Regions from separate parts of the Mus musculus genome. Here region 2 is linked to region 1. Evidence: chromatin loops called from intact Hi-C (ENCODE). Cell type or tissue: left cerebral cortex. All regions are shown on one strand. Links, peaks and the distances in the headings refer to the core of each region. The heading gives the core; the rest is flanking DNA. Region 1 has its middle 14 kb from the start of Gm34230. Region 2 overlaps Fbxl17 (F-box and leucine-rich repeat protein 17).

Region 1 (4,397 bases), core at 149-4,148:
TGCCCAGTCGTATTTTGGAGCATCTCCCAAGATCAGAGCCTGGGGTCTGGGTGGCAGTGGGAAGCTGTGAAGATCCTGGAGGGAAGAAGGGACCTGCTCCCAAGATGCTAGAGGAGGAGATAACTACTACGAGTTTGAATCTAATCAGGGCACAGCTGTAAAGGCCAGCTCAATGGAGTAGGTAACTCCTGCTCAGAGTAGCCAGCCCCATTCATGATCTAAAACACTCCCAAAACAGTTGAAGTGGAGGGGATCTTGTGATGGATCCAGAAATCTGGACCCCTTGAGATTTAATAGAAAAAAGGATCTCCCACATCCAACTACTTTCTCCGTCTCCCCTCTTCTACACTACTTTGCTTTTCCAATCTACCCCTTGGTCTTATCATGTGACGTCATCTGACCATGCAAGGAAGGAAAGCACAGGCTTAAGTACCAGGCTGCTTGGCTTCATCTACAATCTCTGCCGTTCAATAGCATTTGGCCAGGTACTCAGTCATTTGACCTGCATGTACTCACCACAAGAAGGGATCAGATCATATTATTTATTTACCAAATTTTTGAAGGTTAAATTGGATAACAGGGAATTCTCAAAAAAGCCTTCAAGAAAGAGTCAATTTACTTAGTTGTGTGGGGGCATTGTCAGGCAGGATGCTAAAAACAAAGAAATCAACTAAGAGCAAAAGCCAGCTTGTGGTTGTCCTCTGGAAAGAGGGAACAGATATGTTACTGTACGGTGATGATCATGGTGGGAAACAGGGGTGCTGACAGGATCTCTCAGGCCCAGTTCAAGCCTATGCTCCATGTCTCAATGGGTCCATTCAGTTTCCTCAACTCCCCAGATCTTGCGCATCCTCCTGAGGGTCCTTTTATCCCTGCCACCCCAGTTGTCCTCTTCCCTGTCCCCACACTTCCACAAAACTCTTTCCCCAAAGCAGACTGAATATTGCATCTTCTGTGACATCTATAGCTCACTTATCTGAGTCCCTCACCAGAACAGGCCAGGAAATATCCCCGGACAACCTGTGTCTAGCACGCAGTAGGCCCTTAAAGCATTCTTGTAAAAGATGTTGATTCTGAATACCCCGAAGGTCTGGTGCATGGAACAAAACAGGAATTCCAGAAGAAAACACCATTTCTATTTTGTGTGCTTCCTATGAAAGATTGGCTACCAGATCTTTCTCTCTTTTGTGTATTGTTCTTATCCAGAACCCCATCCTTATTTTAGCTCTGAACATATTCTTGGTATTTTGTAAAAGTTAATAATAATGCATTTCCATTACATGTATTTGCCCCACAACTATCCCCAGATATATAAATCTGAGAGAGAGAGAGAGAGAGAGAGAGAGAGAGAGAGAGAGAGAGAGAGAGAGAGAGAGATGCCATGGATATTTATAATATTCGACTCACTCCAGAATGATTCTGAGATTCTGTTGGGTCAGCCATCTGGCCCCTGTACTACAGGCTGTCTTGTGTCTGACTGCAGTGTCTCCCAACCTTCTATCTCCTTATTTAATTGGGTGACAGCTTTGCTTTGGTGGTCAAATCCAGCCCCCAACCTGCTTGACCTTTTTCTCTCATGGAGAGCCAATCCTGAAACGGTTACATTGAGCACCGTCAAGGGGGTGGTTGCATGCCAGAGGTGGAGGATGGAGAGTGGGAAAGGGAGGAGAGAGGGGAGCTCCCAGCTGCATGACTGTCAGGGGCTTGTGGTGGGGGAAGCTGACAGAGTCAGGAGGTGAGAGAAGGCCCAGCTGCTCGGCAGCTATTTATAAGACTGTCATATGGGGAAGTGTGTCTGGCCGGCAGAAGCAAAAGGGGGGTGGCGGACTAAACTGGCTCCTTATTTAGCTTGATGACACACGCGCGCAGCCAAACTGTGAGAACCCACTCTGTGTAGAGACACCTGGTCAAGTCTGCCTCCGCCAGACTGGAAAGAACATTGACATTTCTCAATGAACTAAAAAATGGTACCGCAAATGGCTTTGCAGCAAGAACAGTTAAGTGGTTCTATAGACTTTTCTACCCCTGCTCAACCTAAGACATCCCACATCAAAGGAGCTGGCATCACCCTAGGCCCTGCACCCTGATGGCCAAGTAGAGCAGATGAGGAAAGAACAGACATGGAGGCTGTCTTCTCAAACTGGGCGAGAGCAGCCGTCAGCTGCAATTTTTTTTTTTTTAAATGAAACCAGCTAAGCAGCAAGAAACTGTGTCCGTTGGTCTCCTGCAATAGAGAGAGGTTAATAGCACGGCGCATTTGGGGTCTGTTTGGGGACCAATAGTATTTAATGTGTTTATTATTGATTTGGAGGAACCAGTGGGTAGTGAGTTGGTGAAGGCTGTTGAGGGCACTAAGTTATTTCACTTAGTAAACACCGCAGAGATTTGTAGGGAATTCAAGATGGATTTTCCATGGAGTTAAAGAAATTAGAAATGAAAATGTCTTGTAAGAAGATGTGCTCTGTCCCAGTAGGCCAGTGTGGAATTGTTACCAACAATAGGAGATATTTCCTGGAGTTTAATTCAACCTCAATTTTTAAATGCCTTAGAAGTGTTCACCTTCCCCAGGGAATAGGGAAGTTTTGGGTCTTCTCTACTACCTCTCTCAAGTTTTTCTCTTTAAATTCTTTCTACTATGCCTCCAGTTATGTCATGGGGATAAGTGTGTGTGTGTGTGTGTGTGTATGTGTATGTATGTGTGTGTGTGTACCACTGTCTATACAATGCAACAAAGGCTGACCTTCCTTTTTTGTTGTTGGTAAATTGCTTCATCATAGATTTCTTTCTGGTACCCAGATCCTTGAGGCCATTCCATTTCCTAAGTCTCCTTTTAGGTTTCAACAGTCACCTGATTGCCATGCCTGACAGATTGTCCCAAAAGTCTCATCTCCAGTTCCAAGGGGAAGAGAGAGGAATATTGTGAATGCGCTATGCAGATGTGTATTTGTGCAAAATATATGTTTGGCCAACCCAATGGAGCATGATTGACGATCAAAGTCTTAACAACTGTTTTCCTAGTGAGTACACCGAAGACGCCTTGCTCACTTGTTAACCGAGCTGACAACCAGCACCCAGTGTCCGAGTGTTTGCCCAACTGTACCCACGCTTAGCCTACGATTTCCTGGTAAACTCATTTGCTCTTGCAATTCCCAGAACAGAGAGTTCTAGCTTTCCTGGAATATTTCATGTTTTGAAATATTCTTGCGCATGCCTAAGGATGGAGCAGCTTAATAAGAGATTGTTTTTTGAATAAACAGAAATTGGGAAATATAATTGATATTTCTTATCCTAAGTTTCTGATTGAAAGAGAGAGGAACGTGAGGGGGGCGGAAAAGACACTTTGAGGATGAAATGTTGTTTGCTTGTCCAACACAATTCAGAGGACCCCGAATGTGTTACTCAATTGTTAATCCTTTTTCCCCTGTTACTAATACCTTTAGCTACAGCCTTTGACTTTCCCTACCCTACAGAGTCTCCACAAGGATAGATGAGGAAGATGAAGGAACAAATGTCTCCTTCCAACGGCATAGTGCATTAGCAGGGCTATATAACACTTGTATTCTAGCAGGCTAGCCTTTTATTTAGACGTCTCCCTGCCTTGCCTGGTTTTAATCACAAGGATGTCTGCTTCTCCTCATCCAAAATTTCAGACTTGAGGCATCATAGAGCCCTAGAGCCAGAGGAACCACGCAAGCTGCTTCGATTAACTCCCCTATTTCTGGATGCAGGAACAGAGAGATACAGGGTTGATGCTCTTTGTCTGAGTGCAGCATAAAGCATCTCACCCTTGAGTGGGAAGGTCAAGAAAAATATTCAGCAAATGCAGATTGGAGAATGGTCTCTTTTTTATAGGGGTCGAAGTCAATGGTAAGTGGAACCTGTCAGTTTGGTACCAAAACTAATGGATTCTTTCCCTGGAATGTGACTTCTCAGCCCCTGTGGAGGTTTAGAGGACAGACTAGGAGGCTTGGGAGAAGAACAGGATTTGGGGCAGTCCAACCAGCACTGGAACTCATGGTGTGACAGATAATCGTTACCAGATGATTCTTATAACAAAAATGAATAACATCCAAAAGTTCTTGTCAAAAGCACACTTATTTATGGACTAAGGCAAAACAATGAATAGCTTCTTATCTTGTGGAGTACTCCTAACCTACATTTTAAATCTATGTAGGATGCTATGATGTGTAGTGTTGGATGGCCCTGTTGGAGAGAGGCCTTTGTTCTGGAGGCGACAACCCCTAACTGTCAGTCATTGACTCCCTAGAAATAATGCTAAAGCTGGACAAGGTTGCTTTCCTGGAAATGGGCGACGGCTGATTCGTTTTATCCCCAGCTACGCTTTATCTGTCCTGAGACCATGCCTTTATACCCTTCCTCCTCAGAGACTGCTTCCT
Region 2 (4,397 bases), core at 196-4,195, 200 kb before region 1:
TCATATTCTGATTAAAATATTTTTCCCTAAATGTCAAGAAAAGAGGTGAGTTTACCAAGCTTGCTGAAATCACCCATAACTGTGGCTTTCCCTCATGTTGGAGCTCTCTGAGTGCCTGGTTCTTATCACTGTGAATGGCTATTAGCTACTTACATAGTTGCAACCTGTACCATTGTAATGAATGATAGTAGAAATGCATGGTCCCCTAGACCTCTGTTCATTTACTTGGATAATAGTGTGGCACCAAAGCAGTGTCAGGAAATGTACTATAGATAGGAATGTATGTTTCATGTTCCTGTGTTCATCATATTCCTTAGTGTGCAGAAGGACAGACTGACAGCAGAACTCCTGAGGGACCTCAGAACAGTAAGCACCAGACAGCATACAAGTGAAGAAAGAACCTCCCCACATGATGTAGATGTATTGAAGGGTGTGTCATTTACAGAACCAGGCCTTTTCCACAAAATCTCATCTCTTTTGCTAAATAGACTATTGATTTGAAATCTGTTCTTTCTTAGTTTATAAAAAATAAGATGTAAAATTTCCATTTATGAAAGTAGTATTCATTTTAATACTATATACTATTAAATTAGTTGTTTTATGACATAGTCTTTAAATTAGAAAACGACTGTAAGTTCTTGAGGTTTCTCGGTTTATAGAAAGGCTATAAATGTGTTATACGTGTGGCAGACTCTACAAATATTCATTGTAATTTTTTTCAGCTACAGGAAACCAGTTGGCAATTGTAGAATTATACTTAGGAGCTACATAGCATAGCTGTTATAATCTACTGTTATAAATCTATATAAATCTACAACCTGCTAGGAAAGATGGAATCTCTTCCAACTTTTGACTGTAATAAATGATTTCAGTGGACTCTGGTCTGTCTCACAAATGCATTTAATATTTTCTGAACTGAGTCTTTCTTCTATGCCAGGTATGTTTCTAACTGCACGTGCAGGCTACTGATTGACTGACTGAGAAACAAATCATTCTTGCTAAGACATACTCAGCCCCAGCTACTACAAAGATGCATTCTGGGGCCAGAATTGGTCCTTTACTAACAAAGCTTGCTTTCTGCCAGTAGTGATACTTATAACGTGAATGAAAATTCACTGACCTATATTCTTCAGTTTAAATCCTTAAAAATTTAAATTAAAACTTTGTCAACAGTAATTCTAACCATACTGAGGCAAAAAGAGCGTTCCCTACAATCTGGCTGCACTAAATGTAATTCATAACTATCAGAAATCCGTTTTCTCTGCATAACTTTTAAGAACGCTCCTGATGTCTTGAAAATTCCATGCAATTTTCTTTAAAAGTTGGTTTGGAATGCCACTGTGCATCTTGAAGCCCACACACAGTGAGTTAAATTACAGCAAAGCGTATTTCTCAAGCACCATATAGTTGCAAATCCTTTATCCTCAAGTACATAGTAGCGGATTTTCTCCTTGAACAGTGAAGGAAGTTGAACTTGGGGGCTGTTTCAATTTAACACGTGATGTGCCTGCCTCATGCTTGTACCTTGGCTTGTCTTGCCTGGTGGTTTTCCGTCATTCATTCTTGCTTCCTATAAAAAGAATTAAGTATGTAACACCAATTATGAAACTGGACCCATATGATCACCATTTTCCAAGCCTCCTTTCCCTATCCTGGCTTCTGTGCAACTATTTCCTCTTCAGTGGGTGGGCTCATCTAAATGCAGAGGAGAGTGCTGGCTCTCAGTGTGGGTTTACACTCTCATCTCAGCCACCCAGCCTCCTCGGCTTTGAATTCATGCGCTACTCAGCTCACACTTGGGTATTCTCAGTGCCTCATTCTCCTTCCTACCTCGCGTGGCAACCATGACCAAGCCAGGCTCAATCTGTTCACAGAATATACCTTCAGTAAACTATTGATAACCCACCAGGCACCTAACTGTGTTCTCCATTTTTTTGATCCTGCCGTTCTGTCTTAGCCTACCAGACTGGCATGTCTGTCCATCCCCTCACCAGCCCAGCATAATGTACTCTTGGAAAAACAGGTGCCAGCCTCACAAGTATTCATTTACACCAGTGTAGTTTTCCTAATTGGAGTTGTCAGTGGACGGCATGAGGATTAGAAACTTCCTCATATGGGCAGCCGTGGGGAAATCTTTGTCACAAAACAGCTATAATGAACTTTCTAAAAATGCTTTTAGATGAGTAAATAAAACATATTCAATTGTGCATGCCTTTATTTGTTGTTGTAGGCTAGGTATCACAACATACATCTGTAGTCCATACTGGAGAGGTGGAGGCAGGAGGATCCCAGTTTTGAAGGAAGGTGGAGTTTACATAGTAAACCTTTATTTTTTTAAAGGCAATTAAAAGGTGAAAGAAAAGGAGAAGAATTGGATTCTTTATCCTGGCTTGTTTGAAGCCCTAAGATCAAAAGGAATGTTAAAATTTAAACATCCAGGTGCCCTGACTACCCTCAGGCATTGTTCATCATTAGGGGGCACCTTGGAACAATGCAGTCAGTGTACTTGAAGGCTAGCGTCAACCTGCTAGAGGGCATTGACCTGCAGCCCCCTTCTGTAGGAAGCTGCATGGCCTGTGCCTCAGCTTACCCCCACACCTAACAGAGGAGAGGCCCATTGCTGCTTATGTCCCTACAAGGTTTATTTAGTGCAGAGACACAACTCCAATGGCTCTCTCAGCGACATCCAACCAGGCAGAGCCTTTGCTTCCGTCTGTAGTGGTTTTTTTCACACACAATCGACATATGTCTGTACTTATCGTGGAGACAGGTTTGGGAAGTTAGCCAGAGGTCAGGTTCAGATGCAGAGAGAGGAGATTTCATTAGCTCTCTGCCCATTGTTGGAAGTTCCCACACAGCTTCAGATTGGACTTTAAAATAATCACGTAGGTATTAGGAGATGCATGCTTGTCCACAGCCAGTGACTGTGACCCTACTGACACTCAACCATCTGTTGAAGCTGGTGATGCAGGCGGGATTGGCTAGGCTCTGGCCTGAGGCCTCACTCACAGGACCAGGCCACTCTAGATTTCCTTCATTCTGAGATTCCCCAATTTATTTTCCTCCCACCGTTTTCCAGTAATGTACCATTGTAGCTTTGCTGCCCTGGAGAGACTGGCAGAGTGCTGGCTCGTCTCCCCCAGACAAACACTCGTATAAGAAAGTCTTGAGTTCGGCAAACACCTCAAAGCCTCTGGGTACGTTACCTAAGATCTTGCAGGCTGGGGCCGGCGTGACGAAGCAGAGTGAAACCTTTCTAGCTAACAGGCTTGGTAGTGGAGATGGCTGCAGGAATGTCACAGGATGTGCTATGGCTCCTACCAGGAAGTGTCTCTCAGTAGCGTGCCTCCCAGTTCTAAGGTCATGGCAGGCAGAAGTTCTGGTGGCATCAGAGGGGGTTGGGCTAGAAGGTTTCCAGCCTTACTGACTCTGAGAAAATGTTGGATCCTCTGAGGCCACCATCTCTCTATGAGGAAACTGGCCCACAGCTGGCCCCATGCTGTCCTCTCCCCCAGCCTGAGAGTCTTCTCCTTTTCCTGTGTGACTGTCATTTTTTCCCACTGTCTTCCTGCCTCATTCACGGTTTTTTCATGAAATTCACCTGACTTGAAAGGGTGAGAAACATGCTCTGTGTACAGGTAACTCTCATTATGTGATAATATTCTGCAATTTCATTTCCATGATGTAATGCATTTTCATCAACATGACAAGTCAAAACCAAATCTCCAAAATGAAATACATTTCAAATTAAGTGACTTATCATTACAGGTTTTAAAGTAAATTCTCATTACAATAGTAATGTAGATTTTAGTAGTATAGATATAAATATTTGACTAAGTGAAAAATGTATTTCCTTTAACCTAACTCTGTAGCTGAAACTTCCATATAAACTATCTTTGGTTCATAGCCAATAATTTTATTTTCTCTAAATTGGATCCCTACTAGTAAATTCTTGACAGTTGTTACAAAAAATGAAATTATAAAACTCGGTAAATCTGCCACTACATATGAAGGAATTGCTCTTGCATGTATCCTGGGGCCATGTAGGGATTTGAGATCAACATGCTAATGCCATTAGCATCTTGGGGTTTTATATTTGCAAATTAGTTTACTGAAAATATGTACACAATTTCATAATTTCATACTGGAAGATAAGTGAAAGTGGACACGTGTTTAGTGTGAGAATCATAGCCTGTGTTATATTTGACATTACTACATACATTAAAATAATTTGTTGTACTATTTTTTTCTTTTATTCTTTAGCCAGATTATTTTTGTAAGGAAAATCTTTTTAATAGATGGTTTCACTCACAAGACATTTTAAGAATAGAAGGGTTTTTAAAATGTTTTTAAATTTACATTAAAACAGTGAAGGATCTCTGGAGAAGCTGAACGTG

What was found. Peaks named below come from ENCODE experiments on the same cell type or tissue, not always from the same donor. Only the 100,000 strongest peaks of a DNase experiment are listed, where the experiment ranks them.
Region 2: it touches region 1 in a loop (2.2-fold over the local background); 1 of 42 quality-filtered maps calls a loop at or near these places.

What each region holds. Positions count from the first base shown.
Region 1 is chr17:63,009,791-63,014,187 of GRCm38, reverse strand. No RefSeq gene overlaps it. Among named protein-coding and RNA genes, the nearest start is that of Gm34230, 14 kb to the left of the region's middle. In left cerebral cortex, for the core only: no CTCF peak of the experiment used is centred there; DNase peaks (open chromatin) are centred at 996 and 1,814; H3K27ac peaks cover 1,572 bases.
Region 2 is chr17:63,206,701-63,211,097 of GRCm38, reverse strand. All of the region lies in intron 7 of Fbxl17 (F-box and leucine-rich repeat protein 17), which reads left to right. Among named protein-coding and RNA genes, the nearest start is that of Gm41607, 89 kb to the left of the region's middle. In left cerebral cortex, for the core only: no CTCF peak of the experiment used is centred there; a DNase peak (open chromatin) is centred at 1,723; H3K27ac peaks cover 612 bases.